Regions from separate parts of the Homo sapiens genome. Here region 2 is linked to region 1. The links are chromatin loops, found by intact Hi-C in ENCODE. Cell type or tissue: GM12878. All regions are shown on one strand. Links, peaks and the distances in the headings refer to the core of each region. The heading gives the core; the rest is flanking DNA. Region 1 has its middle 40 kb from the start of KCNA5. Region 2 has its middle 34 kb from the start of KCNA1.

Evidence for each region. Hi-C counts contacts between places; a loop is a spot of excess contacts. Peaks named below come from ENCODE experiments on the same cell type or tissue, not always from the same donor. Only the 100,000 strongest peaks of a DNase experiment are listed, where the experiment ranks them.
Region 2: a loop joins it to region 1, with 2.0 times the contacts of the local background. A loop is called at or near these places in 5 of 110 quality-filtered maps.

Annotation. Positions count from the first base shown.
Region 1 is chr12:5,001,109-5,006,492 of GRCh38, forward strand. No RefSeq gene overlaps it. Among named protein-coding and RNA genes, the nearest start is that of KCNA5, 40 kb to the right of the region's middle. In GM12878, for the core only: a CTCF peak has its summit at 2,100 (motif pointing left); no DNase peak of the experiment used is centred there.
Region 2 is chr12:4,941,516-4,946,899 of GRCh38, forward strand. No RefSeq gene overlaps it. Among named protein-coding and RNA genes, the nearest start is that of KCNA1, 34 kb to the left of the region's middle. In GM12878, for the core only: no CTCF peak of the experiment used is centred there; DNase peaks (open chromatin) are centred at 1,670 and 2,266; H3K4me3 peaks cover 584 bases; H3K27ac peaks cover 2,528 bases.

The DNA.
Region 1 (5,384 bases), core at 156-5,155:
GTCACAGCAGGAGGCCTCTGTGTATTGTGAACTCATGAATGAGACCCAGCCCCGGGAGGTGCGTACCCATGTGCTCCTGTCAATCTGGCTGATAGTGCATGGCAAAACTCAGAGCAGCAATCTCCTGGCCTTCCTCCTCTGCCCCAGTTAATTAGGGAGAATAGTGCTGTGACCTACTCACAGTGGTGAACAAGAGAAGGTTTGGGGGACTTCGAGTGCCTTAGAGAAAGAAGCACCCACCTACAAAGTGTTTCCTGCAATTGCAGCAGGAAAGGCAACTATGATGGCTTGAGCCCAGTTAAGAGCAGACACCTCAGATAAAGAAATGGGATGCTGTCTTCCCAGGGAGAGAGAAGCCTATGCCTCAGCTGGTCAGGAGAATACAGGCTTGCTGCAAGTTGGTTCTACCCAGTGTGGGCTGCTAGGGAGGTTGAGCAGTTCAGAGACATGGAGCCCCACGGCCACTGTGTCTCCTGGGAACACAAACCTGGCTCCTAGCACGAGAAGCAGCAATGGAGAAGGGAGAACTCTGTGGCTGCAGGTGCTCTGTGACTCTGCCCTCCGAGGAGCCCATGGTTGGCCTGGGAGCCTTTGCCTCGTAGAGCCTCATCCTAACATTGAGGTCATCTCCAAGCTACCGAGTGAAAGAAGTATACCCCAATGCAAGCAGCGTTAGCACCCAGCATTTGCATTCTGTGCATGGCTGCTCTTCCCATCATCGGGGGCTGAACTGCTCAGGTTCATGGACACCCACCTCGCAGCTCCCTGCTAGGGCCTAGGACAGTGCTGGTGCCTAGCCAAGTCCATTTCTGTTGCATTGAATTGAAATGAGTTAGGGGCTGAGGGGAAAAAAAAAAGAAAAAGGCTTGTGATTTGTCCCATGGAAACTCATGTTATTCTTGCCAAAATCTTTGAAAAAGAGAAGCAGAGTGTGCACATTTTTTAAGGGTTACAGTCTTGTTTTTTTTTTACATCTCAGACTTTTCACATCAGGCCTAAGAGGAGCAGGCTAATGGGTATCTTGGAGGGCTGGATGAAGGGTAGCGGGGTCATGGCCACCCCCTCTGCAGGGCAGGAACCAGAGCAACAGAAGTAACAGAGAAATAGAAGAGCCTGGACATGTGCTGGTCTTTAGGGGAATCAGGAGATGGAGGAACAGTGTGGCCCCTCCTCTTATCCTCTGGTCATGGGATGCAGTGGCCTGTGGTCAGCACGCGGCAGGCACTTCTTCATCTGGCCCTGCCTTTTTTCCTCGGCTCCAGAATGGGGAATGAGCCACCACTCTTTGTAGATTTGTTGTGAGAATACAATGAGAAGTTGTGATAGTCAACGAAGTTCTTTACGTGTGTTGATCCATCCTGGAGCTTCACTACCTTTTCCACAATACCAGGGTTTGCTCATTTTCCAAAGCCCCAGTGTCCTTATAATTGGTGGTCCCATGGGGGGAACTGCAGGAACCATGAAGCCAGTTCACCCTGTGCCAGAGCCCTGGCTTTGTCATGCACCAGCTATGTAACTGTGGGCAAGTTTACCACTCATTACAAGTTAACGTGTTAACTTGTAATCATCATACTCACTTTGCAGAAGTGCCTGGAGGACCATCTGAGCAGAGACATGTAGGCAAGCACCCAGGACAGGTTGGCTGGACTGACCTGTATCTCACATACACTCCTGGGCATGCACTGAGGCCCTCCTCTTGTTTCAACTCTTCAGGCCTGCTTCTTCAGGCAGTTTTTGGGTTAGGAACATTTACCTTCCTCATTTTGCGGAGCAGGGTGCAAGCCTGTCTTTCCAAAAGGTGACGTTGCCTGGGTCAGAACACGCAGAGCGCTGGGAGCCCTTAGTTTGGGCGTCCCCACTGCAGGGACAGCCAAGGAAGTGAGGACAACTCCTGTTTCAATCTTCATACCCTGGGTGAGGATACGGAACTTGCATTTTATGCCTTTTCTCTACTTGGTACCTCAGTGGCGACCTCTGAGTTAGAGGTGTCACAACAGGGCCAGTTAGTTTCTGTTCATCAGGAAGCCCAAGGTGCCTTTGGAGCCCGGGTGGCAGAACTGACTGGCGTTGGCTGAATCCATGGGTCGCCTCTGTCCTCTAGTGGCGAGAGAGGGAAAGGCATTGGCCACTCCGGGCCAGGCTTGCCAACCAGATTCAATTGCCTTTGAGTGATGGTGTGTATTTGGTCACCTGGAAACCTAGCAGCACCAGGCAGCACAAACCCAAGCAAGGCCAACACACAGAAGTCATCACAGAACACATTCCAGGCCTGGGGTAGAGGGTTTCACTCACCTGTTTATTTGTTCATTCATTTATTCATTCAACAAATATTTATGGAGTGTCTGCTATGTGTGGGCATGGCTCTAGGAAGTAGATCAAGACAGTGATCAAAACAGGCAATGAGGCAGTGACGTCATTGGCAAGATGGCAGAAAAGGACTTTTCAGCACTTGCCCCTTCACTGAAACATGAATTTGAACAACAATCTGTGCACGAAAATACCTTCAGAAGAGCTCAGGAATCTGGGTGATAGATTACAGTACCTGATTAGTCAGTGTGGCGATTCCTCAGGGATCTAGAACTAGAAATACCATTTGACCCAGCCATCCCATTACTGGGTATATACCCAAAGGACTATAAATCATGCTGCTGTAAAGACACATGCACACGTACGTTTCTTGCGGCACTATTCACAATAGCAAAGACTTGGAACCAACCCAAATGTCCAACAATGATAGACTGGATTAAGAAAATGTGGCACATATACACCATGGAATACTATGCAGCCATAAAAATAATGAGTTCATGTCCTTTGTAGGGACATGGATGAAATTGGAAATCATCATTCTCAGTAATCTATCACAAGGACAAAAAACCAAACACCGCATGTTCTCACTCATAGGTGGGAATTGAACAATGAGTACACATGGACACAGGAAAGGGAACATCACACTCTGGGGACTGTTGTGGGGTGGGGGGAGGGGGGAGGGATAGCATTAGGAGATATACCTAATGCTAAATGACGAGTTAATGGGTGCAGCACACCAGCATGGCACATGTATTCATATGTAACTGACCTGCACATTGTGCACATGTACCCTAAAACTTAAAGTGAAATAATAATAATAAAATAAAATGAAATAAAATAAAAAAGAAAAGACACATTGAAGGCAGTAGGAAGGACAGCTTCAGATTACCTGTGTCCTCACACCCCCAAGCCTATGCAGGGCATCACCGAGAGATACCTTCTACGTGGAGGAAAGAGAGCGAAGTGACCGCCAGTTTCACTGTGGACCCTAGTGCTAGGCTAGCCCTTATGAATCCAGGATCCTGGAGTCTAATAATGTTAACAGAAAAACATTAAACAGATTAAATTTAATAGAGTTTAATTGAGCAAATAACAAAAATTCATGAATCAGTCAGTCCTCAGACCAAATAGGTTCAGAGAACTCCAGGCTGCAACATGGTCAGGTAGCATTTATGGACAGAAAATGGAAGGGAGGTGCAGAGACCAGTTGATGGGTTATGGCTTCATTTGTCTTATTTGAGCATGTTCTTATCAGTTGGCCCCCTGCAACTGACTGAAGCTCAGCTGCTGAGACTGGCTGAGACTCAGTTACCTGTTATAAAATTATACTCCTAAGTTAGGCTTGCAGTTAGTTTCCATCCTATGTTAGGTTGAAGTTAATTAAAGAGGGACTCAAAGTGCAGAGGCATTGTCAGACCAAATTTAATTTAATTTAACAATAGAGTGGTTAAGCGTATTTGGGGGGGAAAAAGATCCAACTATATGCTGCCTAAAAGAGAGTCACTTCAGCTTTAAAGATACATATAGGTTGAAAGTGAAGAGATGGAAAAAGGTATTCCATACAAATGGTAACCAAAAAGGGGAGTGGGGTGGTTATTCCAAAATCAGATAAATTAGATTTTAAGTGAAAAACTGTCACAAGAAATAAAAAAGTTTTATCCTACGTATAATGATAAAGGGATAAACTCATCAAAAGCATATAACAATGATAAATACGTATGCACCCAACATTAGAGCACCTAAGTACATAAAGAAAATATTTTAAAAATTAAAGGGGGAAATAGACAGAAATACAATAATAGTAGGAGACTTCCATACTTCACTTTCAACAATGAATAGATCTTCCAGATGGAAAGTCAGTAGGAAACGGTGGACTTGGACAACACTATAGACCAAATGGACCTAACAGGCACATACAGAACATTCCATCCAACAGCAGCAGAATTATGCACACACAGAGAGCATTATGCAGAATAGAGGGAGACATCACACTACCTGATTTCAAAATATTCTACAAAGCAATAGTAATCATGACAGTATAATACTGGCATGAAAATAGACATATAGACCAATGGAACAGAATAGAGAACCCAGAAATAAATCTATTCATTTTCAGTCAATTGCTCTTTGACAAAGTTGCCAAGAATATACAAGGTGGGAAATATATTCTTTTCAATAAAGTGTGTGGGAACAACTGGATATTCACATGCAGAAGAATAAAACTGAACCATTTTCTCACACCATATAAAAAATCAACTCAAAATGCATTAAAAACATAAAAGTAAGATGTGAAACTACTAGAAGAAAACATAGAGAAAAAGTTTTTTGACATTCATCTGGGCAATGATTTTTTGGATATGACCAGAAAAGCACAGGCAACAAAAGCAAAAATAAATGGAATTGCATAAAACTAAAAAGCTTCTGGGCTGGGCACAGTGGCTCACACCTGTAATCCCAGCACTTTGGGAGGCCTAGGTGGGTGTATCACCTGAGGTTAGGAGTTCGAGACCAGCCTGGCCAACATGGTGAAACGCCGTCTCTACTAAAAATAAAAAAATTAGCTGGGCCTCGTGGCAGGTGCCTGTAATCCCTGCTACTTGGGAGGCTGAGGCAGGAGAATTGCTTGAACCCAGGAGACAGAGGTTGCAGTGAGCTGAGATTGCGCCATTGCACCCTAGCCTGGGTGAAAAGATCGAAACTCCATCAAAACAAACAAACAAAAAAGCTTCTGTAAAGCAAATAAATAATTGACAGATTGAAAGAGACACCTATAAAGTGGGAGAAAATATTTTCAAACCATACATCTGACAAGAAGTTAATATTCAGGCTATATCAGAAACTCAACTTAAGGCTGGGTGCAGTGGCTCATGCCTGTAAACCCAATACTTTTGGAGGCTTAGGAGGATGGATTCCTTGAGTCCAGGTGTCTGAGATCAGCCTGGGCAACATGGTGAAACCCCATCTCTACAAAAATTACAAAAATTAGCTGGGCATGGTGGTGCATGTCTGTAGTCCCAGCTACTTGAAAGGATGAGGTGGGAGGATCACTTGAGCCCCGGAGGCAGAGGCTACAGTGA
Region 2 (5,384 bases), core at 214-5,213, 60 kb before region 1:
GTGGATGTGATCACGGAGGAGAGAGGCAAGTGATAAGGGCCCTGGCAGGGATCCAAGGGATGCTGCAGGTAATGGCCAAACTGAGCTGGAGCTCAGAGCTGCCCATCGAAGGCCAGGAGAATGTAGTGTCTTTGGAACCTAGGGTAGAAGAGGCCGGCTCTGATTTGTTGCTGTTGCTCCCGGTTCTGGGTCTTGTCTTTGTGAGGTTGTTGTGGTTGCTGCATCAGCCAGATGTGACCCTGCAGGCCTCCCCTTCAGGTCCAGAAAAGACATATTTGCTGCTTCATTACTGAGGCAGTAAGAAGACAAGCTTCCTTGTGTGCTTCCTCCCCTCTTGACTCACTAAAATCAGGCTGACTTTAGTCCTGTCTTTCCAGATGAATGCAGCCTAGGGAAGGTTTCTGACCCACTTCGGACACTATATACAGTGGATAATTAATACTTTTCCTTGAAAAGGATTAAATAACACGTTCAGATTTGGCAAATATTTTTTTAATCCGATGTTCTTATCTGGCCATCTACATTGGATCATGATTTTGCAGATGTGAAAACTGAAGCTCAGAGATGGCTTTCTCAAGGACACACAGTGAGCAGGTGTCAGCCAGGACTAGATCTTGAACTCCTAGTCTAGTGCTTTCCTAGTTCTTCCTTGCCCACACACATGCAAACAAAGCATCCCCACAGACACACCTACCTGTTCAGTGCAGGCACCTATCTATGGAGCAACCACAGGTGTATTTCCCCCAAATAATATTAACAGATGATATTGGAGGAACTTAAAACTTTTCTAACAATCAAGGCACTTAAAAACTTTTCTAAAGATAGGTAGTTTTGGGGAGAATGTTAGATGCTGTTTGTCTACACTTGCCTCTCATGTCCTGGTTCTCTACTGATAGGCTGAGTAGAAACATAAAGGCAGACAGGATATCAACATGGACTTGGAAAAGTCATCTGAAGGACCTCAGCAGAGTCAGTAAGTCACACTTGGCAAATATTACACTTTATTCTCAAAATCCAAAGGATCAAAACCTATGGCACCTGGCTTCTGAACCTGTATTGCTTTCATTACTGTATAAGTAACAATAGGCAGGCTTGGTTATGGGGAAAGTGTAAGATGAAAATGATCTTATGCTGAGTTAAAAGACTAACAGACCACTGACGAGACATAGGAATGCTATCTTCAGCATCTAAAATCATCAAGGGATTTCTTCCACAGAACATTAAGAAGTCAGTAGAAAGAAGAGGAATGAGGTCAGGCCCAGTGGCTCATGCCTGTAATCACAGCACTTTGGGAGGCCGAGGTGGGTGGATCACCTGAGGTCGGGAGTTCTAGACCAGCCTGACTAACATGGTGAAACCCCTCTACTAAAAATACAACAATTAGCTGGGTGTGTTGGTGGGTGCCTGTAATCCCAACTACTCGGGAGGTTGAGGCAGGAGAATCTCTTGAACCTGGGAGGTGGAGGTTGCAGTGAGCTGAGATTGTGCCATTGGACTCCAGCCTGGGGAATGCTAATTTTTTTTTAAAAGAGAGGTTGCTTTGGCCTGATCATTATTAGAAAACATTTTAAAATGGGACAATATTTTTTATTTATGAGGATGTAGAAAAACAGAAGCTCACTTGGTGGAACTGAAGATCAGTGTAGGCCATTTGAGCAGTAATTGGCTTAAGCATACACTCATGACCTCACAGCCCCACTCCTATGGGCTGACCTCAGAACAGCTCTTGCACAGGTCTGTCTGGAGACAGGATGAGGACGCCCACCACAGCATTGTTTGTGGAAGTTGGCAGCTGGACGCAGCTTAGGTGTCATTACTGTGGGAATGGACAAGCCACCTGTGGTGCATGAGCATTGTAGAATACTGTACATGAAGCCATGGATGGATCTGTAAAGGCATTGGCCTGAGTTAAGCGTGAGCTCTATAATACACATTTACTAGTGGAAAGTGAAAATGCACAGACCGCCATTAGAACACTGTCTCTTCTTCGAGAATTCCTATTTATCCAAGAACACATGCCTATCACATTAGAATGGGTTCTATCAGGAGGCTAAGGAGAGGGAAATAAGGCTCAGGATCAGCGATGAAGGGGGAAAAAAAAATAACAGCACAAAAGAAGTGCCTTGCAATGCTTCTTAACTGAAGCGTACCGTGAACTGAGGGGTGTGTTGTACTCTACTCTCAGGCCCTGAGATCTGAAAATGAAACGACAAAAAAAGTGAAGGCATGGGAACTGAAGTCAGAGGTTTCCAGTTTCCATGTGAGCCTGGTTCCTCACCCCAGAATTAGCTGTTCGTTCTCAGCTTTCTCATCTGTGAAATGAAAATAATAAATAACTTCCTGGAGAGAATGTGGTTAGTACTGACTGAGAAAAGGGAAGCATCTTGCTTGGCACTTAGTAGTTGAGTAGTAAATGTTAGGTTCCTTTCTCCTGTCCTGGGGTTTTGCCCCCCAAACCTCTCCCCTTGACTGGGCATTAAGACTTTACCAGTTGCTACTCTGTGACCATTCCCCTCAGTGGGCACTGCTGCTCACCACGCAGTATAAGACTGTTGAGAGGACACAGGGTGTCCCAGAAGAGCCACCTTGCAAGGTCAGTCTTCTGCAGCCTGTCAGCTCAGAGTGGGTAAAGCAGTGCGGGTGTTCCCAGGTTCACGGGAAATGACCTGGCTTTTCTGCAGCCTGATGTTCTGGGCTTCCGTGCCCTTCTTCCTGCTCTAGTGAAGGGCTGGCCTGCTCCTCTTGGAGGCCTTAATTTTGTCTGCCTCACTTTATCCAGCCGGTCTGGGATTACTTCCGAGCTCACATAGACTTGCCAAAGGGGTTTTGCTTTCTCTTCTTTGATTACATCTAGTCCTACAGAAAGCCCTTACCAGAGTTAGCAACTGAAACTCTTCCATGGCTGCCCATAGTCCTTGGGATGAAGCCCACACTCCTCCCAACACAGTTACGTCCTCATTTCACCTGAATAGTCTCCTCTGTCTCCACTCACCTAAGGCTTTAACATTTTAGGATTCAGCCACTGAGAGTTTATTTTGGCTCCTCTCATGTGTTCTGCTCTTCCTTTAGGGTGTTTGCCCAAGCTGTGCATTCATTCCCTCAATACATAATGTTAAGCACCCACTTGGGGCTAGGTACATGACAGACTACTCCTTCTGCAAGGAATGCTCAGCTAGCTCCTATTCACCCTTCAAGACTCAGGTAAAACATCACTTCCTCTTGAGACCTTTCTTGATTTTCTTCCCTATGGGGATTAGATGCCTGTGTTTGCATGTTTATGGCACCCCATGCATCTCTTATTATTGCATTTTTGTATAGTTTCTTTTGCCTTTATTCCTGGACTACGAGTGCTGAAAGTTTTGGGATCACATCTGCCTTGATTGCTTAGTATTTCCAGCTGTTAGCTGAATACATAGTGGCACTCACTGAAATGAATAAAAGAATGAGCTCATAGCATCTTCCAGTGCTGTGTGACGTTGTGTTTTTAGATTAGAAGGTACCTTAGAGATAACTCAAGTCTGAGCACTTTTTTTCTCACTCTTCTATTAAAATGTTTATATATATATATATATTTCATTACCATAAAATTCACCTTTTAAAGTGTGCAATCTGTGGTTGTTAGTAACAAGGTTGTGCAACCATCACCACTACCTAATTCTGCATTTTCTTCACCTTCTGTGAAAACCCTGTACCCACTAGCAGTCACCAGTCTACCCCTGTCCTCAGACCTAAGCAACCACTAATCTACTGTCTGTCTTTGTGGATTTGCCTATTCTGGACATTTCATGTAAATAGAATTGTATCACATGTGGCCCTTTGTCTCAAGGTTCATCCTTGTAGCACGTATCTCAGGATTTCATTCCTTTTTACTTCATTTCGTTTACCCATTCATCAGCTGATGACTGCACATTTGGGTTGTTTCTACCTTTTGGTTACATGAATAATAATGCTGTGAGTGTGTGCATAAATTTCCATGTGACTGTATGTTTTTAGTTGTAATGTTCTTAGGAGTGGAATTGCTGGGTCATATGACAACTCTCTATGCCTAATTTGTTGGGGAACTGCCAAACTGACTCCAAAGTGGCTGCCTCATTGGTGATATACAACAGTTCAAATTTCTGCCCACCTTCACCAATGCTTATTTGCATTTCTTTAATTAAAAAAAATTAAGCTATCCTAGTGGGTCATGCCTTTATTTCTTATAGTGCTCCTCTATGGAAAAGGAATTTGGTGTTTTTTTGTTTGTTTGTTTGTTTTTGCATTTGACCATGAGCACATTACTTAATTTTTGTTACCTTTTTAAAATTTATTTATTTAATTTTGTGAGATGGAGTCTCGCTCTGTCACCCAGGCTGGAGTGCAGTGGTGCAATCTTGGCTCACTGAAACCTCCGCCTCCCAGTTCAAGCAATTATCCTTCCTCAGCCTCCCGAGTAGCTGAGATTACAGGCATGCGCCACCACCCCTGGCTAAGTTTTGTATTTTTAGTAGAGAGGGGTTTCACCATGTTGGTCAGGCTGGTCTCAAACTCCCGACCTCGTGATCTGCCCACCTTGGCCTCCCAAAGTGCTGGGATTACAGGCATGAGCCACCACACCCAGCAGTACCTTTTTTTATTCACTAGGGCTATTAACTTCTACCTCACAGGTCACTGTGAGATAGAATGATGTGAAGGATATTGTGTTAGTCCATTTTGTGTGGGTGTAAAGAAATACCTGAGACTGGGTAATTTATAAAGAAAAGAGATTTATTTGGCTTACAGTTCTGCAGGCTATACAAGCATGGCACTTGGATCTGCTTGGCTTCTGGGGAGACCTCAGGAAGCTTTTAGTCATGGCAGAAGGTGAAGGGGGAGAAGATGTGTCACATGGTGAGAAAGGGAGTGAGAGAGAGGAAGAGGTGCTAGGCTCCTTTAAACAACCAACTCTTGCATAAGCTAACAGCGAGAAGTCACTCATGACCATAGGGAGGGCACCAAGCTAATGAGGGATCCACCCCATGACCCAAACACCTCCCACTAGGCCCCATTTTCAACACTGGAGATCACATTTCAACATGAGATTTGGAGGGGACACACCTCCAAGCCGTATCAGATATGAAGCACCTAGCATGTTGCAGGCCCATGGCCAGTATTCAGAGGATGGGAGTCACAATTCCATGGCTTCTGATAAACTTTCCCTATGCATCCTGGGATTCCCACAGAGAGCGAAGATGAGGATTGTTTGGCTCAGGACTTGGTTTGGTGGTGGCTTCTTCAGAGGGAGCAGTTGCCCATGGCAGTGACCTGAGGGGGCTGGGGAACACAGCAGTTGGAAAAGGCCAAGAAGGCCTGGAAATTGAGGTCTCTCCAGCACCCTTCTTCCCATCACTAGTGCAGGGTTAAAT